Regions from separate parts of the Homo sapiens genome. Here region 1 is linked to region 2. The links are chromatin loops, found by intact Hi-C in ENCODE. Cell type or tissue: heart left ventricle. All regions are shown on one strand. Each heading gives the region's core, and the rest is flanking DNA. Links, peaks and the distances in the headings are about the cores only.

Region 1 (15,236 bases), core at 3,931-11,930, 140 kb before region 2:
AAATCTGTCAGGAGTTCTCTGTTCTATCCTCACAAGATAGTAGGTGGGAACCTCAAAGCACCAGAGTGCAGCACGTGCCTGCAAAAAAACTGCACAAATCCTAAGCGTCCGACCTGAGAGCTGCTCTCAGAGGAAATGCCTCTGGCTCGAGGAGCAGAACTCCACTAACACCCAGAAGCTCCTGTGCCCTCTCCCCAGGATACCCACCATCCTCCCCAGGATCCACCCAGCCTCTGGTGGGCTGCAGAGGGCAGAGCAGCGCAGTTCGGAGCTCACCTGAGGCTGGTTTGCAGTCTTTCTGACTGTAAGACTCAGTCAGCTCCAGGGTGTGACCTTCCAGGGTTGCAAGGGAGACTGTGAGGTGCATCCTAGAGGTCCCTCTCCTTGGTGGATCTTCTACTCCAGTTCCTGTCTCCCCAGCAACTTGAAACTACTGAAAACCCCGCTCTTCTATCCCACTGTGTTTTGACTTGTTTTTTTGACCAGCACAGTCTGGTAAGCAAAGCTCTCGAGGAGAAACCAGTGCTGGACTTGAGGCTCACATCCTCATCCCTTCCCAGCCTCGGATTCTGCCCCTCCTGTTCTAACTGCACGTCCCCATCCCTTCCTGGCCTCGGATTCTGCCCCTCCTGTTCTAACTGCCTTCACAGCCCTTCAGGCCCATCCTTTACCTCCTCCGCCCCAGGAGATCACCTGGAGCTCTGCAGGCTTCTCTGCCTCTCGGCAGCCCCTTCCGACCTTCAGTTCCTTAGGCATATGTCCCCTAACTAAAACTGTGTTGATTTTACTTCCAAATGGAATTTAGTTGCCAGGAAAATGTAAATTAAAGCCACAATGAGATGCACTTTCCATGCACTAGGATGGCTTGAATCAAAAAGTCACATAAGTGTGGCCAGGATATGCTGAGATCAGAGCCCTCACAGGCTGCTGGTGGGAAGGTAAAGGGTGCAACCACTTTGGAAAACAAGCTGGCAGTTCCTGGAACAATTAAACATCATAGTTACCGTACGACCAAGCAATTCCACTGCTAGGTACAGACCCTGGAGAAAGGAAAACATGAATCTACACAAAGACTTAGACACAACGTTTATGGCAGTGTTATTTATCATAGCCAAAAGGGGGAAACAACCCAAGTGTGAATTAATGCAGGAGTCTCCGACCTTGACCCCCGGGGCCGCACACAGGTACCAGTCCTGTGGCCTAGGAGGACAACAGCAGCGGTGGACTCTCATAGGAGCAGGGACCCTGTTGTGAACCGTGCATGTGAGGGATCAAGATGCTCACTCCTTTTGAGAATCTAACTAATGCCTGATGATCTGAGGCATTAGTTAGATTCTCAGCTTCATCCCAAAACCATCCCCAACCCCTTGTCCATGGAAAAATTGTCTCCCACAAAACAAGTCCTGGTTGGGGACCGTGGCATTAGTGGACAAATGCATAAACGAAATGTGGTATATCCATACAATGGAATATTTATTATTTGACCACAACAAGGAACAAAGTATTGATCCATGCTACAACATAACTGAACTCTGAAACATTATGCTAAGTGAAAGAAGCCAGTCATAAAAGACCACATATTTTATTTTTAAAGTCCAAACCAGGGAAATCTATAAAGACAGGAAGTAGATTAGTGATTTCTTAGGGTCAAGAGAGGATGGGAAGATGGAGAGATAGCTAAAGGGTATGACATTTCTGGTTTTTTTTTTTTTTTTTTTTTTTTTTTGAGACAGAGTTTCACTCTTGTTGCCCAGGCTGAAGTGCAGTGGCACGACCTTGGCTCACTGCAACCTCCTCCTCCCAGGTTCAATTGATTCTCCTGCCTCAGCCTCCCGAGTAGCTGGGATTACAGGCACGCACCACTAGGCCCAGCTAATTTTGTATTTTTAGTGCAGATGGGGTTTCACCATATTGGTCAGGCTGGTCTCCAACTCCTGACCTCAGGTGATCCGCCTGCCCGGGCCTCCCAAAGTGCTGGAATTACAGACGTGAGCCACTGTGCCCGGGCTATGATGTTCCTTTTTCAGGTGATGAAAATGTGTCAAAATTGTTTGTGATGATGGTTGTACATACCTATAAGTACGCTAAAAAAACAGTGAATCGGGGAAAAATTCTGACAGTACAGAATTGTTTGAAATAAAAAGTAAAAGTTACCCTCTCTCCCACCCCAACCCATTCCCTAGATATTGCCATTGCTGACGTTTTAGTGTCTGTCTTTCCACTGATCTATCATATATAAACACAACACACATAAACTAGCTGTCTTTATATACAAATGTACTCATGGAGAAATGTAATCATACTTTTTTTTCCATTATCTTAAATATAGAAATATACTTTAACTTAACAGTATGCTGTGGACACCTTTTCAGACACTGAAAGTCTCTGCAGTAATCTCATTGCTTTCAACGTACAGATGTGCCAATCATTTATTTAAATACTCCCCTGATGGGCCAGGTGCGGTGCCTCATGACTGCAATCCCAGCACTTTGGGAGGCCGAGGTGGGTAGATCACCTGAGGTCAGGAGTTCAAGACCAACCTGGTCAACATGGCGAAACCCCGTCTCTACTAAAAATACAAAAATTAGCCAGGCATGGTGGCGGGCACCTGTAATCCCAGCTACTCAGGAGGCTGAGCCAAGAGAATTGCTTGAACCTGGGAGGTGAAGGTTGCAGTGAGCCGAGATCGCATTACTGCACTCTAGCCTAAGCAACAAAAGCTAAATTCCATCTCAAAAAAAGTATAATAAATAAATAAATATTCCCCTGATGGAAATTTTCTTTTTTATCCTCATAAAAAAATTATAAAATATGGCCAGGTGCAGTGGCTCACAGCTATAATTCCAACACTTCTGGAGGCCGAGGCTGGTGGATCACTTGAGCTTGGGAGTTCAAAACCAGACTGGACAAGATAACAAAACCCCGTCTCTACAAAAACTACAAAAATTTAGCTGGGTGTGGTGGCATGTGCCTGTGATCCCAGCTACTCCGGAGGCTGAGGTGGGAGGACTGCTTGAGCCTGGGAGGTCAAGGTTGCAGTGAGCTGTGATGGTACCACTGCACTCTCCCTGAGCAACAGAGCAAGACCCTGTCTCAAAAAAATGTGTGTGTCTGTGTGTGTGCGCGCGTGTGTGTGTATACACAGACTGGAGTGCAGTGGTGCAATCTCAGCTCACTGCAACCACTGCCTCCCGGGCTCAAGCAATTCTTCTGCCTCAGCCTCCCAAGTAGCTGGGATTACAGGTGCCCACCACCTCGCCTAGCTAATTTTTTGTATTTTTAGTAGAGACGAGGTTTCGCCAATTTAATTATTTATGATGTAGAAAGATACATATACATTCACACACAAAGAAATGTCTTAGGGAAGAGTCACCAAAATGTTAACCACGGTTACCTTTGAAAAGTTAAATTTGAGTAACTTTACATCTTTATAACTTTTGATGGTTTCTGAATACTTTTCAATGGTATTCAAACTGTATTTTCTTAATAATCAAAAAGCTATTTTTAGCCAGGAGCAGTGGTTCACGCCTATAATCCCAGAACTTTGGGAGGCCAAGGTGGGAGGATCACTTGAGCTGAGGAGTTCAAGATCAGCCTGGGCAACATGGCAAGACCTCCCCCCAACCATCTCTACAAGAAATACAAAAATTAGCTGGGCATGGTGGTGCACACCTAGTGGTCCAAGCTACTCAGGAGGCTAGGGTGGGAGGATCACTTGTGCCTCACAGGCAGAAGTTGCAGTGAGCTGAGATGGCACCACTGCACTCCAGCCAGGGCAACAAGCAAGACCTTGTCTCAAAATAAAAGTCTTTAAAAAATTTTTTTTTTCTTTGAGACAGTGTCTCATTCTGTCGTCCAGGCTGGAGTGCAGTGGCACGATCTCAGCTCACTGCAACCTCCGCCCCCCAGGTTCAAGTGATTCTCCTGTGTCAACCTCCCGAATAGCTGGGATTACAGGTGCGCACCACCACGCCCAGCTAATTTTTTGTATTTTTAGTAGGGACAAGTTTTCGCCATGTTGGCCAGACTGGTCTCGAACTTCTGATCTCTGGTGATCCACCTGCCTCTGCCTCCCAAAGGGCTGGGATTACAAGCATGAGCCACCACGCCTGGTCTAAAAATCTTTTTATTTCTCCTTTTTTTTTTTTTTTAGACGGAGTCTCGCTCTGTCACCCAGGCTGGAGTGCAGTGGCGCGATCTCAGCTCACTGCAAGCTCTGCCTCCCAGGTTCATGCCATTCTCCTGCCTCAGCCTCCCGAGTAGCTGGTACTACAGGTGCCCCCCACCGCGCCCAGCTAATTTTGTTTTTGTATTTTTAGTAGAGACAGGGTTTCACCGTGTTAGCCAGGATGCTCTCGATCTCCTGACCTTGTGATCTGCCGGTCTCGGCCTCCCAAAGTGCTGGGATTACAGGCGTGAGCCACCTCGCCCGGCCTAAAAATCTATTTTTATTTTGACAAAATATTACACTGTAATGGTTCACTCCTAGTGAGGTAATTTTTCCAGAGTTAGCTTAGTGTATACAGGAGAGGAGAAGGCTTAGGATGGAATAGACTAACTGAAAGGAGTGAAACTGAAGAGACCTTTGTTCCCACTTCCTAAGTATGGCACTAGACTAAACTATAAGAAGAACATACTCCTCAAGGTAGCCTAGAGGAAAGCAACATGAACATTGCTATTGAATCAGATTCCGAAGTCCGCCATTATGTTCCCTCCTGTGACCACTGTCCTCTCACCGACTCTCTGCCATACCCACACCGGAGGGAACCCGACATGAATGCTGCCGGATCTCCCTTCAAATTCAGGACCACTGATCTCAAAGCAGCACTCAACACTGGCTCCCACGCCCATTCTGCCTTGGAATGAACTTTGGATTCTTGTCTCCAAAAAGGACTACTCCTTTCCCTCCTCTTTCCCCCTAGGCTTCCCCTCCACCATCCTGACTCCAGCTGATGCCTCACGCTTCCCTGGGAAAAGAGAGCCCCTCAGGCAGGTATTCCCTCAGCTCCCACATCAGCACCCTGTCCTCACCGCACTCGCTCAGCGGAGGTGGCCTTCCCACTGGGTGGCTGGCACCAGGCCTTCTGGGACCCTCCAGGCCTTCTCTGCGCACCAGCTAGCATGTGCTAGAATCTATCTTTATTAGAATAAAAAACTGTGTACTTTTCTAGACTTATATTTCAACAAAATCTTTACATTAAACAAAACCTTCCCTTGAGCCCGCGTTCCTGCTCACCTACCTGCCATCTGTCTGCTCTTCCCCACATGCACTGAGACTCTGCAGCACACACTGAAACTCTGCAGCGCGGCCTGCAGTCCAGCCCCACGGCCTCACTGTCCCCTCCCTGCCTCGGCCTCGGCCCACCCTACTCGGGCTTCTATCCCCACCACTCCCTGAGACGGCACATTCTAGAGTGTCTACTGCAAAATCCAGCGCTCCCCCACAGCTCTCATCCTCCCTGACCTCACATGGCACTCACACCCTCTGCAAATCTCTTCCCTTCATTCCTGATACTACGCCTTCCTGATTTTTCTCCCATCTCCCTGGCAACACCTCTGCAACCTCTTCTGGTGGCTTGACCTCCACAGGTCGCGCTGCTGGGCTCTCTTGGGTCCTCTTTCTTGTTTTTGGCTTCAAACTCTCCTTCCGCTCATCCAGCCTTTAGGGTGGCAACAGCCATCTCCTCTGCGAGGATGCTTTCTCCGCCACTGTCCACCACCTACCTCCTTCTCATTATCCAGATCTCAGGGTCAATGCTACCTCCTCAGTAGGCTTTTTTGATCATCCTTTCTCATGGGATTCTGCTGTAATACTCTGCAAAGCATTTACCGTCAGTTAGGCGAGTTCAGTATGTGTGCACTACCTGTCCTCCTGCTGGAAGGCCGCTGCAGGAGCATCACCTCACTGGAGCTGATGAGGGAGTGTCCCCAGCACCTGCAACCATGACCGGCCCAGGAGGCCATCTGGAATGAATATAGTGCAGTCTTCTGCTTAGGAGCTAATTTGTTACTTCCCAAAACCCTCTTAGGATGAACTCTCATGAACAAAAAACAGTATTGCCATTAAAAATAATGGTATTTAACTGTTCCACAGCTAAGAAAGTGTGTGTGTGTGTGTACATACATATATATAGATATGTGTATATATATCTCAATGTTTATAACTGAATTTTAATGAGCTGAAAAGAACAAACAACACTATGGGGGGAAAATGCAATTGATAGATGACATGATCTCGTACAATACAACTGTCAAGGGACATGGAACTCAGCTGCTCCCAAGCCACACAAAATCAAAACCAGTCTTTGTGAATGCAAAGAACGCACTGTAAGTCAAATATGGTATTGGGCAGGGCACAGTGGCTCATGCCTGTAACCCCAGCACTTTGGGAGGCCGAAGTGGGAGGACTGCTTGAGCTCAGGCGTTTGAGACCAGCCTGGTCAGTAGGGCAAGACCCTGTCTCTACAAAAAGTTAGCCAGGTGTGGTGGCATGCATCTGTAGTTCCAGCTACTCAGGAGGCTGAGGTAGGAGGATCACTTGAGCCTGGGAGGCAGTTTGCAGTGAGCCGAGATTGTGCCACTGCACTCCAGCCTGGGTGACAAAGACAAACCCTGTCCAAAAAAAAAAAAAAAAAAAAAAAAAAAAAATATATATATATATATATATATATGTATATATAGTAATAAAAGAAATTCTTTAATAAGTCCAATTCTTATAACCCAAGGTATAGATCTTGAGGTTCATATGTAGTCTCTGAATATTTTCATATTCATGAGCTGTGGCCCTCCCATACCAATGCTGCAAGATTAGTCCCAGTGCTTCCGTTCTTAGTGTACACAGAGGTGTTGGGCTCGTGGTGGATTAACAGCAGGCTCATGGTGGTGTGGCAGAGTCTGGGGTGTGTGGTTCTGCAACCAGAATGTAGATCTCCTCCTCGCCCTGTGCCTCCAACCTGTATTAGTTAATGGAGGGGGCAGAGGCTTAGGATGGCAACAAGAATGGTTGGAAATCACACATAGTGCTCCCTTGTGTAGCAGGCTGTGGCAAGTCCTTGTGGCTTAGGATGGCAACAAGAATGGTTGGAAATCACACATAGTGCTCCCTTGAGTAGCAGGCTGTGGCAAGTCCTTATGTCATAGCTGGGGCCTTAACATGACCTTCTAGCAGCCTGCTACTGACCAGACTTGCTCCTCCCCACCTCTAACGCTGTTGTGTGAATTTCGTTTGCTTTGGGTTTTTTTTCGAGACAGGGTCTCACTCTGTCGCCCAGGCTGGAGTGCAGTGACACAGTCTTGGCTCACTTTCAAACTCTGCCTCCCAGGTTCAAGCAATTGAACCTCAGAAACACGAGTAGCTGGGACTACAGGCGTGCAGCACCATGGCCGGCTAATTTTTTTGTATTTTTAGTAGAAACGGGATTTTGCCATGTTGGCCAGGCTGGTCTCGAACTCCTGGGCTCAAGCGATCCACCTGCCTAGGTCTCCCAAAGTGCGTGAGCCACTGCACCAAGTCTGCTGCATGACTTTGCGTGGAGGGCAACAGATCTCTAGGGTCGGGGGCCTGGATTGAGACTCCTCAACTGCCAGCTCCAGCTCCATGACCCAGGTGAGGGAAGTTACTTTTCAAGGCATCAAGACTTCATCTATAACATGGTTACAGCAGGACCAATAGTTCCAATTCCCTAAGGTAGAACTATGAAATAAATGAAGTACACTGTGCAAATGAAAACCCACACCTGGCCCATAGGAACACTCAACAGTGCTCATTGTTGTGGTTTTTGTATTTATTAATATATACTTATTAATTCTCCCTATCAATTCATGTTCATTCCCAGGGTTAAAAGGAATAAGAATAGCCAAATGAAAATAAGCACCTCAAGTTCTTGTCTGCTATTGTGCAGTCAAAATATACCTGAAATTCAAATCACACAGATTATAAACTCTCCACTAATAGGGAAGGTTTGTCCAGCTAAGAAAAATTACAGCATATTGTAGCTTCAGAATAATACTTTTATTGGCCTCAATTTCAGCAAAATATTGATCTATATCCTTTATTGTTTGGAGAGCTTCAAACAATAAAGGCAACAGCTTTCCTGCCATGTCAACAAACCACACAAAACTGCCTTTATTAATGATACTCTGGTTTCTATTATGCTTATTTTTGTAGTGCCTTTTCATCTTTTCAATTTCATTCAAAATTCTGATATGGCAACAGATAATAACCACTGTGGGTAAGGATGAGGAGAAACTGGAACCCTCATACACTACTGGTGAGAATGTAAAACACTGCTGCCAATATGGAAAACAGCCCGGCAATTCCACAGAAGACTAAACATAGACACACCAAATGACTGAGCAATTCCTCATCAAGATGTAATAAACCCAAGAGAAATAAAAGCATATGTCCCTAAAAGACTTGTACATGAATGCTCACAGTGGCATTATTCATAATAGCTAAAAAATGGAAACGATCCAAATACTCATCAACTGATAAGTGAAGAAAATATGGTATATCCATATAATGGAATATTATTTGACCATAAAAAGGAATGAAGACGCCGGGTGTGGTGGCTCACGCCTGTAATCCCAGCCCTTTGGGAGGCCGAGGCAGGCAGATCACGAGGTCAGGAGATCAAGACCATCCTGGCTAACACGGTGAAACCTCGTCTCTACTAAAAAACACAAAAAATTAACTGGGCGCAGTGGCAGGTGCCTGTAGTTCCAGCTACTCGGGAGACTGAGGCAGGAGAATGGCCTGAACCCAGGAGGCGGAGCTTGCAGTGAGCCGAGATAGCGCCACTGCAGTCTGGCCTGGGCGAAAGAGTGAAACTCCGTCAAAAAAACAAAAAAGGAATGAAGAACTGGTACATGCTACATACAACATGGATGAACCCTGAAAACATTATGCTAAGTGAAAGAAGCTAGTCACAAAGAAATACACATTGAACAATTCCATTTATGTAAAATATTATATGAAATATTAATTTGCAGAATAAGCAAATTAATAGACACAAAAAATAAACAGTGGTTGCCTAGGGATTAGGAGGAGATAGAAAAATTAATGGTGACAGCTAAATGGTTCAGGAATTCTTTTGGAGGTTATAAAAATGTTCTAAAATTGATTGTGGTGACAGTGACAGCTGCACAACTCTTTGAATGTATTAAAGCCATTGAATTGTACATTTTATTTTTAAATTTTTATCTATTTATTTGAGACCGGGTTATGAGACTGGCAATTTTTATATTGTGGGTAGAGACGGGGTTTCGCCATGTTGCCCAGGCTGGTCTCGAACTCCTGGGCTCAAGTGATTCACCTGCCTCGGCCTCCCAAAGTGCTGGGATTACAGCCATAAATCACCGCACTTGGCTGAACCATATACATCTTAAATAAGTGAACTGCATGGTATGTAAATTTTATTTCAGTAAAGCTGTTCTTAGAAAAAAAAAAAAGAGGAGATGTTAAGTCAATGCAAACTTTTTTTTTTGAGACGGAATCTCGCTCTGTTGCCTGGGCTGGAGTGCAGTGGTGCAATCTCGGCTCACTGCAAGCTCTGCCTCCCAGGTTCACGCCATTCTCCTGCCTCAGCCTCCCGAGTAGCTGGAACTACAGGCGTCCGCCACCACACCCAGCTAATTTTTCGTATTTTTAACAGAGACGGGGTTTCACCGTGTTAGCCAGGATGGTCTCGATCTCCTGACCTCGTGATCCGCCCGCCTTGGCCTCCCAAAGTGCTGGGATTACAGGCGTGAGCCACTGCGCCCGGCCAAGTCAATGCAAACTTTCTAGAAATATCCAGAGGCAAGAGAAACTGAGGGCATGCTTAGGGACCAGTAACTATGAGAGAGACAAGCCTCAAACAGTAGTAAGGATGGGGCTATAAAAGACCACAGGGAAAGTAGAAGAATTTAAACTTTATTCAATTGGTCTACAGTTCCCACACTTCATGAACTGGTTGCACCAGAGTAACATAGAAAGCTAGGTGAAAGACAAATTCCAGGCCAGCACAGTGGCTCACTCTGTAATCCCAGCACTTTGGGAGGCTGAGGGGGGATGATGGCTTTAAGCCCAGGAGTTCGAGGTTGCAGTGAGCGGTGATCATGCCACTGCACTCTACCCTGGCCAACAGCAAGACCCTGCCTCTGGGAGGGAAAAAAAAAAGTCATTGAGCATGCATGTTTCTCAGCTATGAATAATGAATTTAGAAAGCTTCAAGCACACATCCTCCAGCTCCCTTCTGAACAGCAGTATTCGGTCACAAGACAGCTGGTGGGGGATACAGATACAATGTAAAACCCTGTTTCACCCATGCACCCAACACTATTTAGCCCCAATATCTCAAGCTCTTTTATTGAATTAGCCAGTGCAGTAATTAAGTAGGAGACTTTCAGGTGGGTCTTATGTGGCCTGAAAAGCTTTCCTTCCAGATGGTTCTGGGTGGTACCTATGACTCAACAAATCACAAACCCAAGTTGTTAGGATAAACTCCTGGTTAATGTATAGAGGCACAATCTTAAGTAGTAAGCTGTTTCCTCAATAAACCCATGTGCTTTAAAATGTTTTAACTAGGGAAAACTTTTTAACTTATTAAAATTGCTTAGAGGAAAATCATTCTAGAGCATAATTTTCATAATTTAACACTACAATATGTAATATAAAACAGTGTAACTACTCGTTCACTCTACGACTCCTGAAACATACAGTCTTTAGTTCAAACAGACTGAACCAAGCCTCAGACACAAGATTAAGAAGAAAACTCAGGCCGGGCACGGTGGCTCATGCCTGTAATCCCAGCACCTTGAAAGGCTGAGGCAGGTGGATCACCTGACATCAGGAGTTCGAGACCAGCCTCAGCAATATGGCGAAACCCCATCTCTATTAAAAATTCCAAAAACTGGCCAGGCATGGGGCGTGGTGGCTCACACCTGTAATCCCAGTACTTTGGGAGGCCGAGGCAGGTGGATCACAAGGTCAGGAGATCAAGACCATCCTGGCTAACATGGTGAAACTCCGTCTCTACTAAAAATCCAAAAAATTAGCCAGGCATGGGTGGCGGGTGCCTGTAGTCCCAGCTACTCGGGAGGCTGAGGCAGGAGAACAGCATGAACCCAGGAGGCGGAGCTTGCAGTGAGCTGAGATCGAGCCACTGCACTCCAGCCTGGGTGACAGAGCGAGACTCCACCACAAAAAAAACAAAAAAAAATTCCAAAAATAAGCCGGGCGTGGTGGCGCATGCCTGTAATCCCAGCTATTCAGGAGGGTGAGGCCTAAGAATCACTTGAACCTGGGAGGTAGAAGTCGCAGTGAGCAGAGATGGTGCCACTGCACTCCAGCCTGGGTGACAAAGTGAGACTTTGTCTCCAAAAAAAAAAAAAAAAAAAAAAAGCAAATTGATACCATACTGGTTTGAAGTAATTCCCTTTATATCCAATTCACACTCCCTATAAACACGTTAATGTGGTCCTCACCTGTTTTTATTATCATTATTTTGTAGAGACGGAGGTCTAGCTATGTTGCCTAGGCTGGTCTCTAACTCCCGGCCTCAAAGTGATCCTCCCACTTCGGCCCCCCAAAGTGCTGGGATTTATAGGCATGAGCCACTATGCCCGGGTCCTCACTTTTTCCTCACTTTTTTTTCATTTTCAGTTTCTCATACCTTTAAATATGAAACACAGATGGTAGAAAAATAAGTATTTTATTAAAGACAGTGAGCTCAGATAGACAACATACTGACATTTTATTGCCTTCATAAAAACTCCGTCTCACTGGCATATAATGAAGACCTACAAGCTACCAAATTTCAACCTCCTCCATCTTAATAAAACCACCACCGTAGGACTATGTTCACTGGTCTAGGATTCAAAGGTACCTTCCATTAGCTGAGGCATTTCTTGAAGTGGAAAAAGAATGTGAAGGCAAGCAAATCACAGGCTCACTGCTAACATAAAGTGGGATAATGTCTGTTACAATGTGGCTCAATAGTATAGAGTATAATGCAAATGTTAATAATTATTTAAATTGTGAGGACCATAGGCTGTTTTAGATCATGAAGGTGTCTCATCCAGAAAAGACTTATTCTCAATTAAAAGATATTTTAATACATTTTCATTATTAAACAATTGTTTTGGGAATAGATCACTCTTAACTGCAGGCTTGGGTTCTCTCTTAACTGATGTATTTCACCAGAAAATATGTAAAGTTCAACTTCAAATTGACAAAATTTTAAAACTATGTGATTAGCAGCTGGGCGCAGTGGCTCACACCTGTAATCCCCGCACTTTGGGAGGCCCAGGTGGGCAGATCACCTGAGGTCAGGAGTTCCAGACCAGCCTGGCCAACATGGTGAAACCCTGTCTCTACTAAAAATACAAAAATTAGCTGGACATGGTGGCGGGCACCTGTAGTCCTAGCACTTTGGGAGGCCGAGAGGGGTGGATCACCTGAGGTCAGGAGTTCGAGACCATCCTGGCCAACATGGTGAAACCCCATCTCTGCTAAAAATACAAAAATTAGCTGGGCGTAGTGGCACGCGCCTGCAATCCCAGCTACTCGGGAGGCTGAGGCAGGAGAATAGCTTGAACCTGGGAGGAGGAGGTTGCAGTGATCCGATATCGCGCCACTGCACTCCAGCCTAGTGACAGAGCGAGACTCCATCTCAAAAAAAAAAAAAAAAAGTAACCGGCCTGGTGGCGGGTGCCTGTAATCCCAGCTACTCGGGGAGCTGAGACAGGAGTATCAGAGAATCGCTTGAACCCAGGAGGCAGAGGTTGCGGCGAGCCAAGATCACGCCACTGCACTCCAGCCTGGTGACAGAAAAAATAAAAATACAAAAATAAAAACTATGTGATTAGCATTTTCTTCCGCAGGAGACACAAAATAGAAGCATTCCTGTTTAGAAATCTTAGCCATAACTATTCTTTGTAAACGCTTAACCAGACCATTTCACTCAGGTGTACCTACAACATGTTAGCTTCATTTGCAAATTCCCTGAAGGAATTAAAGACCACAAAAATAGAATCCTTTAACAGATGCAGCTCTTTATTTTAAAAATCAGTATAATCATAGTCCACCTGATTCGAAATGCATTCTGTGGAAATTCAATGTTACTTAAGTAAACAGCTAGTGGAACAGTAATAATTATAGCTACAGGCATTTATGGAGCACCTATCCCGTGCCAGGCACTGTCAGATGTCCTTTAAATACCTGATCTCAATTAACCCTCACCACAACCAAGAATGATTAATTCTCCAAGGTCACAGTGCTGATAAGAGGAATTTAAGCCCAGATTCCTTTTACTACAAAGCTTGAAGCTCTTTCCCCTGTTTGCCACAACAGCTTTCATCCTAGGCAAAGTGGCCAGGACCCGAGCATGGTTTCCACCTGCTGTTGTAGCCGTGCTCTCCCACCAGATGACGCAATCACCAGGTTAGACTTGATCTCGAGGGAACCAGAGGAGGTTGTAATTCACTACACCCACAAACAGATTTAACTGAGCAAATTACTCAACAGCCAGAGTTGAGGTAACTACAAAGCTGTGATGAAGGGCTCCCATTGTAAAAATTCAAATAATTTTTTAAAACACAAGAATACTTATTAAATGCCTATTCTGTTTCCAGCATTCTTTTAGGAACTGAAGAAGACATTGGATGGACTATATAAACATTCAGCACAGAAGGAAAATATAAATAACATTTATTCACCATTGTTCTAGAAACAAAGCTACCTGTGTGTTCAGAACACAACACAGCAGTCCTGAAATAGTAATTGAATCAGTATTATGAAAATAAATTACTCCAAATACTTTTTCTAGTTCTCTCAGGCACATGCATTTCTCTAATATTGGAACTGCTGGTCATTAAAGTATGCATGTTTTGGACTTTCTTGATAATACTGTTTTCCAAGGTAGTCATATGAATTTATATCTGTACCAGCCATCTATGAAAGTCCCTACTGTTCAACATCCAACTTTAATTTAGGTATACAGTGTTCTGGCACTGTGGCTGAAATGTGCATTTCCTTCATTAACATGGTTGAACACCTTTTCATGTTTATTAGACATTTGGATTTCTCCTTTTCTGAAGTGGCTGTTCAAGACTTTTGCCCATTATTCTATTAGTGCCTGTAGCATCTTGTTTAAGAAATGTTTCTCTATACTAAGGTCATGAGTATCTTCCTATATTAATTCTAAAAGTGTTATTGTTTTGCCTGCCTTTCTGCCATGCCTCCAGGTCATAAATCAAGTGTCTGGCTATGCATAATACTGTTTCTGGACTCCATATGGTGTTCTATTGGTCCATCATTATTAGCCTACCCAGTGCCAATATTACACTATCTTTTTTTTTGAGATGGAATCTCGTTGTGTCGCCCAGGCTGGAGTGCAGTGGTGCGATCTCGGATCACTGCAAGCTCTGCCTCCTGGGTTCACACCATTCTCCTGCCTCAGCCTCCCGAGTAGCTGGAACTACAGGCACCCGCCACCACACCTGGCTAACTTTTTGTATTTTTAGTAGAGACGGGGTTTCACCATGTTAGCCAGGATGGTCTTGATCTCCTGACCTCGTGATCCACCCGCCTCGGCCTCCCAAAGTGCTGGGATTACAGGCGTGAGCCACCGCGCCTGGCCCAACACTATCTTAATTATTATAACTCTTCTTGATCTCTAGCAGAGGTTTTCCTAACTTTTCTTTTTCAAAGTGTTTTGCCTTTTCTTGGGCCTTGGCAAATGTTTTAGAATCAGCTTGTCTAATTTTTTTAAATGTGGGATTACATTAGATCTATAAATCAGTTTCCAGAAAATTGACACATTTACAATATTGAATCTTCCACTCCTTGAGCCACTGTGCTCTTCATTTATTTAGGTTTTATTTAAAGCCACTCAATAAAGTTTTAGAATTTTCTATATCTGTTATAGTTTATAACCATTTAAAACCATGAATCTGAAAAAAATATATTTTGTAAATGATGTATAAGTTTTTGGTGAGATACCTAGAGCTTGGGATAAGTATATATAAGTATGAAAATAAACTGGGGCTGGGTGCAGTGGCTCACACCTGTAATCCCAGCACTTTGGGAGGCCGAGGCGGGTGGTCAGGAGTTCGAGACCAGCCTGGCCAACATGGCAAAACCCCATCTCTACTAAAAAAAAAGTACAAAAATTAGCCAGGCGTGGTGGTGGGTGCCTGTAATCCCAGCTACTCAGGAGGCTGGGGCAGGGAGAATTGCTTGAACCCAGAAGGCA
Region 2 (15,236 bases), core at 3,492-11,491:
CGAAAAGGTTTTGATTTTAAACTTTAATTCTGAAATATTACACCAAGCATCCTGAAGAGATGAGACATAATGTGATGGTTGCTCATATGCTCACCCTCCTGATTTCAGTTCTTCAGTGTTCTGTCATGTTTGCTTCATCTCCATCTTTTTTTTTTTCTGAGACGGAGTCTCTTGCCCAGGCTGGAGTGCAGTGGCATGATCTCGGCTCACTGCAACCTCAGCCTCCTGAGTAGCTGGAATTACAGGTGCATGCCACCATGCCTGGCTAATTTTTGTATTTTTAGTAGAGGTGGGGTGTCACCATGCTGGCCAGGCTGGTCTCAGTTCTTTTGCAACATTTACATGCATCTATAAACAATGTTTTTGTGTTTTAAAATTTACATTAATGGCATCATACTGTACCTGACCTTTTACAGCTTGCTTTTACTTTACATCATTTTTTAGTTTATCCAAGGTGTTGTATAGATTGAGTTAAAGGTTGTATTTCTGACCAGGCGCAGTGGCTCACGCCTGTAATCCCAACACTTGGGGAGGCCGAGGCCGGGGTGGATCACAAGGTCAGTAGATCGAGACCATCCTGGCTAACATGGTGAAAACCCGTCTCTCTACTAAAAATACAAAAAAATTAGACGGGCGTGGTGGCACGTGCCTGTAGTCCCAGCTACTTGGGAGGCTGAGGCAGGAGAATCACTTGAACCCGGGAGGCAGAGTTTGTAGTGAGCTGAGATTGCGCCACTGCACTCCAGCCTGGGCAGCAGAGCGAGACTCCATCTCAAAAAAAAAAAAAAAAATAGTTGTTGTGTTTCTATAGAATATAGATTAGTAGTGAAATTGCTGCTTTAAATTTTTTTGATGTTGCAGTTGCACATTTAAAAGTGAGGTTTTACAAATTAAAGTGCATTAACTGTTGCTTAAATATACATTGCTTTATGAGTATGGTTGAATAGTTCGTATAAAACTAGTTCCTCAAGACTTCACTAACATTAACATCAATAGTGCCTACCAGGTGTCAGTTTCTGTTTTTATTTTAAACAACAAACCCACATGTGGAACAATAGTTTCTGTTCTAAGCTTTTCTTGTTGTATAGATTATGTCATTTAGTCCCCACAAGATAAAGAAACCGAGGGACAGAAAGGTTAAGTAACTTGGCTAAGGTTACTCTGCTAGTAAATGACAGTGCTGAGATTGAACCCTAGCATTCAACCCTGCATATACTTTTCCTTTAGCATCCACTTTTGTTGCTTTTTGTCATAAATGAACAAAAACAGCCTAGTTAATTCAGAATAATCACATTAAACCATGTGAGTTGGTGGTTGGATGTCAGAATTGAAGTAATTTCTACTTAGATTGAGTATCAGGGTTGTTCATTCTCGTAGAGGCAGATTCTAGCTTACTGTTGGTATTTTTGCTATTTTTAAGCAATGCTTTTAAGTCTCGTTGATTGCTAAAGCCTGTTTGCAGGTACTGCCTCCCCTAGAGCCTTTGGGGTCCTCAAGGGTAAGCAGCATGTCAGGCTCACTTTCGCAATCCTGCTTCAGTGTCACATTGAGCTGTGTGATCCCAAAGTCCCTGTGCTAGCAGTGCTGAGAAACCTGACTGCCATTTGTAATGCAGTTTTCATGTGGGGGGACTGTTACACTGCTACAGCTTGTCATGTCAGGAGCCCATCTTCCCCTACTTACACATCAGCAACTCCCTTTCTCTTACCACTGGGGCGGTAGAAAGACTGACTTCAGTGCTTGCGCCCGAGGCCCAAGGCAGAGGATCCTGAGAGACTCATCCATGATGGCGAGGCTGGGTGGGTCTGTGTAGACTTCCCACTAGCTGGGCCCTAAGCCCTTTCTTAGACCACATTACTTTCTCATGATATTTTCAGGGTTTTCCCCCCTTAACCTCAGAGGTTAGTCTGCCAGCTGCATCTTCCTGCCACTGCTTCCTGCATCTCTTCCTGGGCTAAGCACCCTTCTCGCCCTCTCTTCCTCTCCCTCTACACTGTGTGGAGCACATGGCAGACGTATGCCCAGTGTAGATTACTGAGCCTTACCTTACACTACTGATCAGAGTCTTGGGGTGATCATCCAGTGATGTGTTGTATATTTCTAACTTTTTATTGTGGCAAATTACAAACATGGCCAAACAAGAGACGATGATACCGTTCACCCTCACGTACTGGTTGCCCAGCTTTGTAACCACCATCAGTTCATGAGCCACTCTTCCACCTTCTATAGGCCCACTCCCTCACAACCCTGATTATTTGGAAACAAATCACATACCATCTTTTCCCTGTAAATAAACAGCTATGTGTATCTTTCTCCCGACTTTTTGGGACAAGTTTTAGAAAATGTAATAGTGAATATCTCTGTACCCTTTACCTAGATTCTCCAGTTTTACCTGATGTTTTTCTCTCTCTGCATCTTATATGTATATTTTTGTGTTGCTAAACCATTTGAAAGTAAGTTGGGATATCACGACAGTTCATTTCTAAGTATTTCAGCTGGTTTCTCCTAAGAGCCAGGGACATTCTTCTATATATAATGACAATACAGTTGTCATGTTTGGAAATTTTCCTAAGTGTCCAACTAGTGTTTTTTATAGCTTCCTTTTTAAAAGGATCACATACTACATTTCATCTAGGATAGTTCCCTAGTCTTTCTTTAGAAACAAAAACTTTCATGACAATGATATTTTTTAAGAGTCCATGCCATTTGTTTAATGTAATGTCCCTGAGTTTGGATTTGTCTTAGTGTTTTAGCATGATTAGATTCAAATGATAATATATTTTGGCAGAAATACTGTGTAGGTGATATATTATTTTTAGGACATCACACACACCAGTTTGCTCGTTATCAGTGGTGTTAAATTGGTTATCTGGCTGAGGTAGTTTGCCAAGGCTTCCCACCGTAAAGACACCTTTGCCCCTTTGTAATTAATCATTGATTATTCTTACTGGATTCAATTATTACATCATGTTTTGTCTAAAGATTCATCTGTACTTGAGTAGAACACCTGGTTTTAGTTTCTTGGGCATTTGATTACAGAGGTGTGGGCAGGAATAAGGAAGGCAGAGCCATGTGGGGAGAGTAGCTGTGTGTGTCTGAGGCGGGCATGGAGGTGATCCTATTATATTCCCCGTCACGTGTTGCTGTAGCCCTGCAGTGGGACTGCAGTCAGGGGGCTTTTAAAAGGTCCCTGGCATCATGGCTCTGACAGATTGGTGAGTTCTTGTGGCTGCTTGGCTAGAACTGTACCATCCAGTCAGCCTTTGAAGGTACGAGATGTGCATCTGCTCGTATACATGAGACTGCTCCTGGCTGTGTAGACTATCATCATAAACTTCAGTGAGGGGCATTTTCACCTTGAAATCATGGTCAGATCCGCTCTGACAAAGATTCTCTTTTCCAGTGGGTGAATTTGTAAGTGATGTCCTGCTAGTTCCAGAAAAGTGCCAGTTTTTCCACAAAGAGCGGATGGAGGTGTGTGAGAATCACCAGCACTGGCACACGGTAGTCAAAGAGGTAAGAGAACTCGGGGGGAAAGTCAGCTGCTGTTGTATCTGTTAGGAGGGAAGTAGCACTTTTCTCCAAATCTCACCATGCTTTTAAGTTAGTTATGTTTCCCCCATTATCTCCTTAAGGTTTACAATTACTTCTGTCTTATAAGTTAGAAATATTTGGGAGAGAAGTAGGTATTTGTGTAGGAGAGCTCAGTGTTGACAGTCAGCTCCTGAAGTTGAGGATGTTAAGGAGGTGGCTGAGCGAGAATACTGTATGCTGCTGGTGAGGCTCCCAGGAAACCATCCTAACCCTAAGGCCGGCATGGAAATCGCCAGTGATAGAAAATATAGGTCTGGACATATGCACAGGCAGGACTGCATGCCATCTCACTTTTCTGGTGGCAAGAAGTACCCTTTCTTGTCTTCTGTAATTAGGCTGGCTCTGCTCTTTGGTCAGTAATCTTCCTTTGGTCAAATACTGAAGTAGTGCTTGCACCAGTGGTGAGTATCTATTAACATTGACCACCTTATCTGGCTTTAGTCATTATTAGAAAAAAATGCTCTCTTCCTGACTTTTTTCCACATTTGGGATTTCAGTATTTTTGGACCAGATCATGTTTCCCCATTGTAAATTAAAATTTATAAATCTTACAATAATATTATTACAATTTTTTTTTGACAGAAAATGTATGTGTTCATAAGAGAAAGCATTGCTAAGTGATTTGATAAGGGTTTATTTTGGAGGGTAGAGATCGGAGTGTATTTGACCACGTTTACTCTGGAGTATGTTCTGATGTGGCCTGTGGGTTTCTTTTAGGCATGTCTGACTCAGGGAATGACCTTATATAGCTACGGCATGCTGCTCCCATGTGGGGTAGACCAGTTCCATGGCACTGAATATGTGTGCTGCCCTCAGACAAAGATTATTGGATCTGTGTCAAAAGAAGAGGAAGAGGAAGATGAAGAGGAAGAGGAAGAGGAAGATGAAGAGGAAGACTATGATGTTTATAAAAGGTAACTCTTCTACTTTGAACTGTGAAGTCGTTTTGCCTTTTTGTTAGCCCTTCTGTAAAGACGGCTGTTGGCTGCTAGTCCCTCACTTCTGGATAAACTGGGCATTCCTTTGTTCTGCTAGAGTTGATTAAGCTTGCATTTCATTCTAGCCATTGCCAATCACAGGAGTACCTGTGATTTTTGTGTTTACATCATTCTGAGCTGTTATTTTCTGCAGGTTACTATGATATTTTTTAAGAGTCCGTGTCATTTGTTTAACATAATATCCCTGAATTTGGATTTGTCTTATTGTTGTATCATGATTAGATTCAAATGTTCACAAATACTTCCCGTTTGCTGATGTAGCTGGGCCCCAGGGCTTAGTGGCACGGTGAAATGTGCGTTGAGCTTATTTCCTGCCTCTGTTTTTGTGTTTCAGAATAGAGAAGGGACCCATTGTTGTGCTTTGCACATAGGAGCTATTAACCTTCCTTTTTTTCTATTTTGGCCTTCAGTGAATTTCCTACTGAAGCAGATCTGGAAGACTTCACAGAAGCAGCTGTGGATGAGGATGATGAGGATGAGGAAGAAGGGGAGGAAGTGGTGGAGGACCGAGATTACTACTATGACACCTTCAAAGGAGATGACTACAATGAGGAGAATCCTACTGAACCCGGCAGCGACGGCACCATGTCAGACAAGGAAATTACTCATGATGTCAAAGGTAACCCCATGTAGAGCCATGGCTTTGAAATCCATGTGGTAATTATTCACTTAGACTTTTGCATTGCGTCTGTCACAGGTAAGTCAGTCACAGAAGGAAAGGTGTGGTACCTCTGCACTGAAGGTGAGTTCAGCTCTCCAGTGCAGTGATGGGATGGTGCCGTCTTAACAAAGTGGGCAGGCAGGCACATCCAGGGAGAGATGTAGGATTGAATTAGAGAACGGGGACTAGAGAGTAAGAGAGACAACGTAGTCCGCCCTTCAGCAGGATTCTTCCACATTCATCCTAAAATGTTCCCTCCCCAAGGGGAGCTCCCCTCTTCGATACCACTCAAGTTCTGGCCTCCTAGAATAGAAATGGTTTTCTTGGTTTTTCTTTTCCTGCTTGTCTTCTAATCTGTAGGCTGCCCTATTTGTCCAGATGTTTTAGTTGGGAGGGTGAAATTTATTGACCTGCTGGTAACAGATTGGGGCCTGCAGTTTTTTTTTTTTCTCATCTTGCCAATTAAAACACGAAAAGGTTGCAGTAGTTCCAGAGCCATTAACATGCAGCCTCCTGCTGATCGTATATTTGAAACCAATTAAGATGCGAAGAATTATTTAGGACCCAAGTTGGGGGAAATTACTTAACCAGTTGAGAAGTTTGTGATTTGCCTTAGAGAACATAAAAGTGGGAAACAATTGTCCGTTCTAGGTGCTTGTCTTTACTACGGGTATCACCACTTAAAGCAGCCTTTCCACTCACACTGTCTCCTGAATAGACAAACTAGGCAGATACCTCCACTGAACAGATCAGAAATGTGAGGCTCTCGCAGCTGTGAGACAAAGGAATTGCTCTACGTCAATCTAAACTCAGATCTAGACTCCAGAGGGTGCCAAAAAAATATTTATCCCAGTTCCTAAATGTCTCTACTCTGTGGGGAAGCAACTTGTCCTCAGCAAGGCTGGCCTGAGCTGGAGCTTTCGGCCACCGGGCCTCCAGGCTCCGTCCAGTCTCAGGCCTCCCCCAGCCCATCCCCCAGCTCGCCAGCCTGTAGCATTTTGAAGCATTTGACGTCACTGCCTCTGTCCTGCTGACACTCTGACCATTTTCACACAGCTGTCTGCTCCCAGGAGGCGATGACGGGGCCCTGCCGGGCCGTGATGCCTCGTTGGTACTTCGACCTCTCCAAGGGAAAGTGCGTGCGCTTTATATATGGTGGCTGCGGCGGCAACAGGAACAATTTTGAGTCTGAGGATTATTGTATGGCTGTGTGTAAAGCGATGAGTAAGTCCTGCCTCGCGCTGGTCCCGTGCGGCAGCACCGTCCTGTCTGGCGTCCGTCTCCCTGCCGTCTTCGTGGCTGCATCTGTGTGGTGTCCCTGCCCACTCGGGTGTTTGCTGTCGGTCGTCTTCCCCTCATCTTTGTGCTTTCTAGATCTAGGCTTTGCTCTCCTGCCGGCAGTGGTAAGCTCAGTTCTCGTGTCCTGTGCTCACCGTGTGTCTGGTGGTGCTTGGTGGTGATGGTGCGTACCCACCTTGGTATAGCGGGCAGCACAGCCAGGGGCTTGTTCTTTCTTGTCTGGCTTTGGAGTCTGCAGGTCCCCAGGCCACTGTAGTATTGGTGGGGAAGGCAGCTGTCCCCTGGGCTGGCTCTAGCTTAGAGGCACTGAACATTCCTGTCTTTGAACTGCCCTGTCACTGACCCCTGTGATGCATGCCAGCTCATGGGGCGCCTCCTCTCGAAAGGAGTGACAGTGAAGTACTTTGGGCAGTCTAGAATATTGAAATATCTTGCATAATGCACTCTAGAGAGAGCTAGCAGCCAAGTGGTAGTGACTCACTCTGTTTCTTCAATATTTTGCAACCGGGTCACACAGCTTTAGGAAGTGAGAGGATTTCAGTTGGTGTGTGCTTTGGTGTGACAGGAAGGTCAGTGGTTCAGTTGAGTTGGGTTTATGCTGGACGTTGGTAGAAAGAGTTTCTACCAAGAGTTTTCCCTTTTCTCCATGGCTACTCCTTTTTCTCGTTAAGACCTTCAGTCTCTCACCTTGCAGCACTAACCTACACATTAGGAAAATCCTCAGGCCAGACAGTTTTTCTTGGTTCCTACTCTGGAATTTGTTGGAGTAATAATTTGCTATGAAGAATTTGGCTATAGCTTCTGACGGTTTTTCATTCACATGCCTTCATGTTCCCTCTTCCTTCCTTCTACCAAAAGATCTTTCAAATCTTAATGTAATATGGCAGTGCCTTGAGTGCTTCCCTTCCAGCTCCAGGAAAGCTGTTTTTATTCGGTAACAGTTGAAAGGTGAAAGAAAAGGAGGCCTTAGGGAACCTTGGTGAATAAACTTTGCGTTTTCAGGAAAGATTTAGAAATAGAAATTATTGTGATACTTACTGCTTTGTAAAACTTGGACTGAAGCCTGAGGAATCCCACTGAGTGTGGAGGTGGTGATCTCTACCCGAAGGGTCAGCTGGGTGGTGCTGTGAGACATGATGGAGTGGCAGGTCTGTAAAACTCCCGTTTGCTGTGGCTTGGATGAGATTTGCCTCGGAGAAGCTTTGTGTTCATGTTCTTGTGGGGCCTCTGCCTGGAGGGCTTTGCAGGTTGAGAAGCATCAAGTTTACTTCCAGTGGGAGCGTTTTTGTTCTTCTTTGAAGGGGCTGAGGCTGGCGGATGTGCCGGCTTCATGAGTGGGTGATTCCACAGGGACCGAGGGTGTCTTCAGAAAAAAGCATTTCGGCCCGCTGTCCTCTCCACTCTGGTCCCAGGGAGGCTGGAAGCAGCCTGTGTTTGCTGTTCCCTTTTTCCAGTCCAGCAATGTGAACCAAAGGCTCCGTCTCCAGCGCTCAGGCCTTTATAGCACAGGCATGTGTCACTGATCCGCATGATGGACTGCAGTGCTTGAAATTCTCCTCCACTGAACTTGCGAGTGTCTTGGGGAATGGCATTTACCAAGTTATCGATTCTAATTTAGTTAATCTGAAAGTGGGATATTGACACCCTTTTAAAACTTATGTAGGGCTCATATTCTTCATGACTTTAGTTGTCGTTTTTAGGTCTGTTAAATGGGCAAATAAAAGATGCTTCCGACAGAAAAAAGTTGAACTGGCTGGCTAATTTGTAGCTGTATTCATCAATTATATGGTTGTTTTAATGTATTAAAATGATACAATTCTAGAAATTAGGTGAATTTGCTTCTGAATTAAAAATCAGTTGAACCTTGGCATTCACTCTCCACTTAGCTCTGAAATTGTGTCATAATCTATCAAGCAAGTCCACACCAGCTTGGGAAATCTTGCATGAATTAGGCTAGTAAGTGTTACCTTAGGTATGTCTTGAGAGGCTGACTGAGTAAACTTGTCATCTCAGTCCTTTCCCTTATCAGGCTAAATTCCATCGTGCAGAGACTTGCTTGGGCCCCATGAGAGATTATGCCCATCCAGCAGTCGGGGGTGCTCCAATGGGCCTGTGCTCTGGGGAACGCTTGGGAAGCCCTATTGGTCAGTGTCATGGATCAAAAAGCCCTATCTTCATATCGGTGAAAGGTGTCCTTGTCAAATAGAGCAACTCAGTTTTATCCTTGTTGGTTCTGTCACTGATGGTGGGGCTAAGAGTCCTTCACTGATACTGAAAACTCAAAATTATAGCTGGAGTGATGGGGACTTTCTCTACCCAGCGTATATGCAAAGAACATTCACTTGAGCCTGTTTTCTGTTGTAAATTAAGACTCAAAGATAGCCAGAAGAGCAGAGGTACCTGAGTAATAAATTTCTTTAAAAATAAGGAATTGCATAAAAGTGCCTCTACAGGGTCTGATTCCTGCCCTTGTCTCTGTTCAGATGCTCAGTTACGAGCAATAAGGTAGCTATTGTTTAGGTTTCCAGGGTTCGAGCACTGAAGGGAAGGTATAGAAGAAACCACCTCTTTTTCAGCCCTGAGGTCTTAAGTAGATGCCTCACTGGTGCTGAAGCTGCCAATAAATTGCTGTATTAGCGTGGGCTGACATGGTTGATGAATATTGTGTAAGGAAGATTGCCCACTGTAATCTAACCAAGTGAAGTCTTGGCAGATAGCAGCACCCTGCACTTAGAGAATGCCACAAAACAAATTGAGTCCATCCTGCAGGTCCTGAGCTGGGTTTTCTTCCTAGAGCACAGTGCATCTGATCCCAAAGAGAACTCCCTCTGTAATTTTGTTTCAGTTCCTCCAACTCCTCTGCCAACCAATGATGTTGATGTGTATTTCGAGACCTCTGCAGATGATAATGAGCATGCTCGCTTCCAGAAGGCTAAGGAGCAGCTGGAGATTCGGCACCGCAACCGAATGGACAGGGTAAACCTTGACAATTTCTTCATCTTCATGGTACTTGGCTTTGGGTAGCATGGTTCTCATAGCTGAAGAAAAGTAATAGCTTCTCCCTAGATTGTCATGCTGATGTATAAGGACTGGTGAGTCAGGAGAGAGTTACCAGTGGAGCTGCCTTCTGGGTGGACTTCTTCACCACCTGCATCCAGATAATATATAATATAATTATCCTCTGAGCACTTCCTATACCATTATCTGCCCTTTTTTTTTTTTTTTTTGCCATTAACTTGCTTTAAAATTTCTTTATTTTAAAGAAGGAAACTTTATATCACTGTTATCAATAAAAAGCTAGTACCATTTGCCGTGAGAAGAAAGTGACCAACCATACAAATATATTAGATGAAAGCAAACATGTACTAATACATGCTAGCTAGATACTGCTGTCTCTGGAAGGTTCTGAGTCTCAGAGATGTTTCTTTTCCTTTAAAAGGGTTATAAGAGAGCAGCAGGAACACCAAAGTGCAACTTTTCTTCTGGATTTACTCAGGATTGAAGAGAATTGAAAAGGGAATGCCTTGCTAGGCCTAAGCTCCACCCCAAATCCCACACAGTCCCATGTTGGGCTTACAGTTTGCAAAATGCTTATTGTTTTATCCACATCAGCTCTGAAAAGTAGGTATTAACCTCAATTTTTTTGGTGAGGAGACTAAGGCACAGAGACTTTTAAATAACTTACTCAAGGTTATGTAACAAAGAGGTCATGGAATTGAGGCTCCATCTGGGGATAGTTGAGGCCTGGAACCTTCTGAGGCAGTAACAATGCTAAGCTCCTAAGAGATTGTGTGATTGGTTTCCTTTTGCAGTTTCCTGTGAGATTTAGCATCTGACAGTGTTTTTAGCAAATGGAGGAGTTGTTTCGGGGTATTAATCACTGCTGACGGCGTTTTTGACCTTTGTTCTAGGTAAAGAAGGAATGGGAAGAGGCAGAGCTTCAAGCTAAGAACCTCCCCAAAGCAGAGAGGCAGACTCTGATTCAGGTAAGATGCCTTCTCTGGGGACATAGCTTTCAGCCTGACCATTGGAAAATACGGTCAGAGCCCCATTCCCAACGAAATTAGGATTGGACACCACCTCCTTTTAGGTGAGGGCTTACAAGGAAGTTGTAACTGGCCTGTTTTTCTTTTTCACCTCAAGTATTGCTAACCTATGGTAGAAGGAAACCAAACCCCCACCAGAGCACACCTAATTCATGCCAGAAGGTAACCTTAGCTCAGCTGCCTTTCGTTAATTCTGCTTTCCTGGCAAAAGTCCTCTGCCATTTTCAGTCTTAGACTGTGACTTGTTTTTCAGCAGTACTGAATTTTTTTTAAGACTAATTGAAAGTCAAAGGATAGAAAATAAAGATCTCTGATACAATTCATCTCTAACTTTGTAGACTATAACTAAAATCATAGCAGCAAACTGCATTCCCCTTCAGTAGAAGAGTGTTGCTAGGAATAGGGATAGCAATTTCCAGGACTGATTTGGTTTTTACAAAACTGATTTTGTAAATTTTAAATCATTTTATGTTTAGCTGAAATGCCTTTCCTCCTAATGTAACACTTTAATAAAGTGTTAAAAATAATCTTAAAAGGCTTTTTTATTGATCACTTAGAAAATCTAACAGTTTTAATTCCTACAGAAGTCAGTGCATCTTGTTCAGGGAAATGTAGTTCAGCAGGCTTAAACTGTACCTGTAAACCTGGCTGGATACCTCACGGATAACTTGCCCTTCATGACTTTATTGATAGTAATGGCAAAAATCACAATTACTTTTGCACTAACCTAATGACAGGAATACTTCAACAGAACTTACCACATAACTCCCATTGGTCAGTGGTCTCAGAGTTTGGAAGTTAGTGCCTTGCTGCAATGTGGGAAGGACAGTGTTCTTTTTTTATAGTGCATATTGAGAAACCAGGCCTTGGGCTTGCAGGCACTAGCACTTGTAGTTACACAGATACTAAGGAGGCCCTTTGACACTGAGGTTTAACTTGCTCTCTTTAAAGAAGGAAGTAATTCTCCTGATAGAAGTAGAATGAAGGTAGGATGAAGTAGACTTTGGATCTTACCCTTGCTCCACTCTCCGAACCTGTTACTGTCTCGCATGGGCACTGACAGGAGAAGCACTGGGGTCTCAGGGTGCTTGCTTAGGCTTCCTCTGGGTGCCACAAATCATGTGTGGTTCCTGCTTTCTTGGTTTAGCACTTCCAAGCCATGGTTAAAGCTTTAGAGAAGGAAGCAGCCAGTGAGAAGCAGCAGCTGGTGGAGACCCACCTGGCCCGAGTGGAAGCTATGCTGAATGACCGCCGTCGGATGGCTCTGGAGAACTACCTGGCTGCCTTGCAGTCTGACCCGCCACGGGTGAGTCCTGCCCCTAGCACTGCCTGCCCTGAGGTGGTATATGTAGGGGACCAATGTATGACACTCAGGTCAGTAAAAGTGACATTTGTATGACAAGTTCTGGCAAAGCTGAAGCTAAGGAAAGATGATGAGGGAGGAAAAGGTATTACATTCTAATATCTGTGTATATAAGCTAAGCATGACATCGCTTTATGCCTGCGTATACCACCTGTGATGTGAAAGTGTTTTACGCTGGAAAAGTATAACCTCGCGAAATTGATGGGTAATTATCCAGTTATTGAACTTCCTTTCAAAGAATGAAAACATGCTATTCATGAAGACTTTTGAACAAGTTACATTATAAATAAGATTATGAAGAAAGGGGTAAAGTAATTTCTTCTGAAACTCTTGTGTGAGTGGTCTCAAATGATTTTGTCCCTTAACACTAACCTGCCTTGCTTTGGGGGATGGAAAGTATTGGGAGGATATTTGTGTCCTTAAGTAAGCCGGTTAAAGTCTTCTCTCTTTGGGTGACACAGGAGACTATCTAGCTTATAGGTGTCAGAGGCTGAGCCAGGAAAAAGGACAGATCAGAAGAGAACGGGAGTGGGCAGGAGATTCTGGAAAATACTGTATGTTAAGGAGCCAGTATAACTTTGGAACTTAGTTTTGCTATTTTACCTAGACAGTTTTTTTGTTACTTGGTAAGCTAAAAAAGCCTTCCAGTTACAGCTTTCATTCTTGTGCCTAGCTGAGCTTTACATTCTTAAGTGAACTTTTTAAGCTTTTGTTTTCCTGCCTATTTTCAATTCTCTAGTCTCTGGATATTAAAACAACTGTTCTCTCTTGCAGCCTCATCGCATTCTCCAGGCCTTACGGCGTTATGTCCGTGCTGAGAACAAAGATCGCTTACATACCATCCGTCATTACCAGCATGTGTTGGCTGTTGACCCAGAAAAGGCGGCCCAGATGAAATCCCAGGTACAGTAGATGTAGTAGAAATTGCTGCCGTGAGGGCATTTCCAGTGGGGAACATAATGCCTTGACTAATGGTTGACCAGCACTGCTAGTTGCATTTGCTACTAGTCCTTAGAAAATGAGTTTTGATTTCCGAAGACATTCGGTACGTGAACTGGTTTTTGCAAGGTCACTGTTTTTAAAACATCTTTTTAAATACTTTTTTATATTAACTGCTTTATACTTAAACAATTTCTGAATTTTTTATATCATTTATTTCTGATTTAGGGTATTGCCAGAACCAATATTCAAGATCCTTTTCTAGGTATATTTATCAAGCAGATCTTAAAAATTGGTCTCTTGTTTTGTGCAGTATAGTTTTTGTTTAGACAGACACTTTTACATTCCTAGGTTTTGTCCAGCTTTACTTTCATCTACAGAGGTTTGTTTCTGGTTCCTACTTCTAATATTGGTGTTGTTCATATATTAACTTGAGTTTTACTTTTTTGTATTCATAAAAATGAGCTTGCCTACAAGACTGCTAGCTTCCGTTTAAACCAGGAAGTCTCCTAGCTCAGCCTTAGTTTTCCTAGAGGGCCTTATAGTAACAACGCTGATCTTACTTGATTTCCTCTCATATTGTAAATACAGTGCTGTGCTGATTGTGAGTGTCAGGGTACATGGGCTCACTTACTGCACGGGTGCTGGCCTGTCAGCCCAGAAACCCTCCTTCCCCACAGCTGCTATGAGTGTGAAGATGAAAAGGTAATGTGCCTAAAGGCCTAAAGGCCTTTGGAGTATTGGAGCTGAGCTGCTCCATTTGTGGAGCTGGGGGTCTGTCTCAGTGCCAGACTCCACACTGGCATTCAGTGCTGCCGGGTTGACTCCCTTGAGTGCCCTTGAGCAGCTCACACGCTAGTGTAGAGATAATAACTGTAAAGGTGAAGAGCAGGTGTTTTTTTGTCTGTTTGTTTGAGATGGAGTCCCACTCTGTCACTCAGGCTGGGTTGCAATGGCACCATCTCAGCTCACTGCAACTTCTGCCTCCCGGGTTCAAATGATTCTCTTGCTTCAGCCTCCCAAGTAGCTGGGATTACAGGTGCCCACCACAGTACCTGGTTAAGTTTTGTAGTTTCAGTAGAGACGGGGTTTCACCATATTGGCCAGGCTGGTCTTGGGCTCCTGGCCTCAGGTAATCCGCCCACCTCTGCCTCCCAAAGTTCTAGGATTACAGGTGTGAGCCACCACTCCCAGCCTAGAGCAGGTGTTCTTAGATATACAGAGTTCACTTCAGAAGCTGGTTGTTTTGGGGAATAAAAGAACTCAGGCTTCTAAAGAGTGGGAAGAACGTGGAAAGGGGCTGGGTTGGAGACCCTAAGGGGCATCTGGTGTGGGCCTGGAGCTCAGGACTTTGCTTCACGCTGGATGTAGCAGAAGAGGAGAAAGTCCAAGAGGCCTGGATGGAAAACGCATGCATCTTGACAGGGCCTAGGCTCTTGGGGTCTACTTGATTTTTTGAAAAGACTTAATCACTTTCCAAACTTTCTGGTTTAAAATTAAATTATCGTGTTGTATTCTAGCCAGTTTTGTGTGAGAGTAGAAGGGAAGGAGAGATTTTGATCAGTATATTAAATTAATAGAGAATTCCTGCAAGTGAGATCAAGCTTCCACACCAAGTAATGTGGGAAGTAGAATGCTCCCATTTAAACACCTTTGGGGAGAAAACCCAGCTCTCCTGTCTGCTACTTACTACCTGCTCTTAGCTTTAATTCTGGCAAAGCTTACCTTCTGCCTTGTTCCCTATTCTGTTATCTAAACACCAGAAAAATTTGCAGATATTCAGCCTGTTGTAACTTGTGCCATGTCTGCTTGTCTGGATATGAGTGAGATGGTGCTTTTACCCCCATACTATAGCCAATGGTTTGCTGTAGAGACACTAATTTGCAGTCTCCCGCTCTGTGGTTCTTGTCCTCTGTGAGTGTATGAACCTTCCTGTCTCACACGGCTCCCGGTTCCTCTGGGAGGTGTAGCAGGACAACACTTGCTGAACCCGTGGGTGTTGCATTTTGGCTTCATTTGCATTTTTTCTTCAAGGCACTCACTCTTGTGCTTTCCTTGATTGACAGAATGGCAAATATAAAATTAAATTGCTTTCATCCTTGCTTTGAAAGGTCAGAGAGATGTCAGTCTACAATAAAAGCATCTTTCCATTTAGCTTTTTTTTTCATTTTGATCCTTCATGTTAATGGCTTCAGGCCCACATAATTAATCCACTGGTTTCCAGCACCCTCTTTAGGAAAAGCTTGGTAATTGCAGGTCTAACCAGGCGGGGATGACTTAGCTTGAAAAGCTTGTGGGAGCTACAGCAACACACCTCGCCGTGTCATTGGGGTGGA

The links. Peaks named below come from ENCODE experiments on the same cell type or tissue, not always from the same donor. Only the 100,000 strongest peaks of a DNase experiment are listed, where the experiment ranks them.
Region 1: a loop joins it to region 2, with 2.4 times the contacts of the local background. A loop is called at or near these places in 33 of 110 quality-filtered maps.

The regions. Positions count from the first base shown.
Region 1 is chr11:129,979,163-129,994,398 of GRCh38, forward strand. All of the region lies in intron 1 of PRDM10 (PR/SET domain 10), which reads right to left. Among named protein-coding and RNA genes, the nearest start is that of PRDM10-DT, 16 kb to the right of the region's middle. In heart left ventricle, for the core only: no CTCF peak of the experiment used is centred there; no DNase peak of the experiment used is centred there.
Region 2 is chr11:130,117,303-130,132,538 of GRCh38, forward strand. APLP2 (amyloid beta precursor like protein 2) reads left to right here. Exons shown (of 17, transcript NM_001142276.2): 4 at 3,404-3,516; 5 at 4,312-4,508; 6 at 5,003-5,211; 7 at 6,310-6,477; 8 at 9,398-9,528; 9 at 10,464-10,538; 10 at 11,746-11,904; 11 at 12,736-12,864. Among named protein-coding and RNA genes, the nearest start is that of ST14, 35 kb to the right of the region's middle. RefSeq lists enhancers at 1,588-1,667, 5,922-6,423, 6,424-6,923. In heart left ventricle, for the core only: no CTCF peak of the experiment used is centred there; a DNase peak (open chromatin) is centred at 6,889; H3K27ac peaks cover 1,766 bases.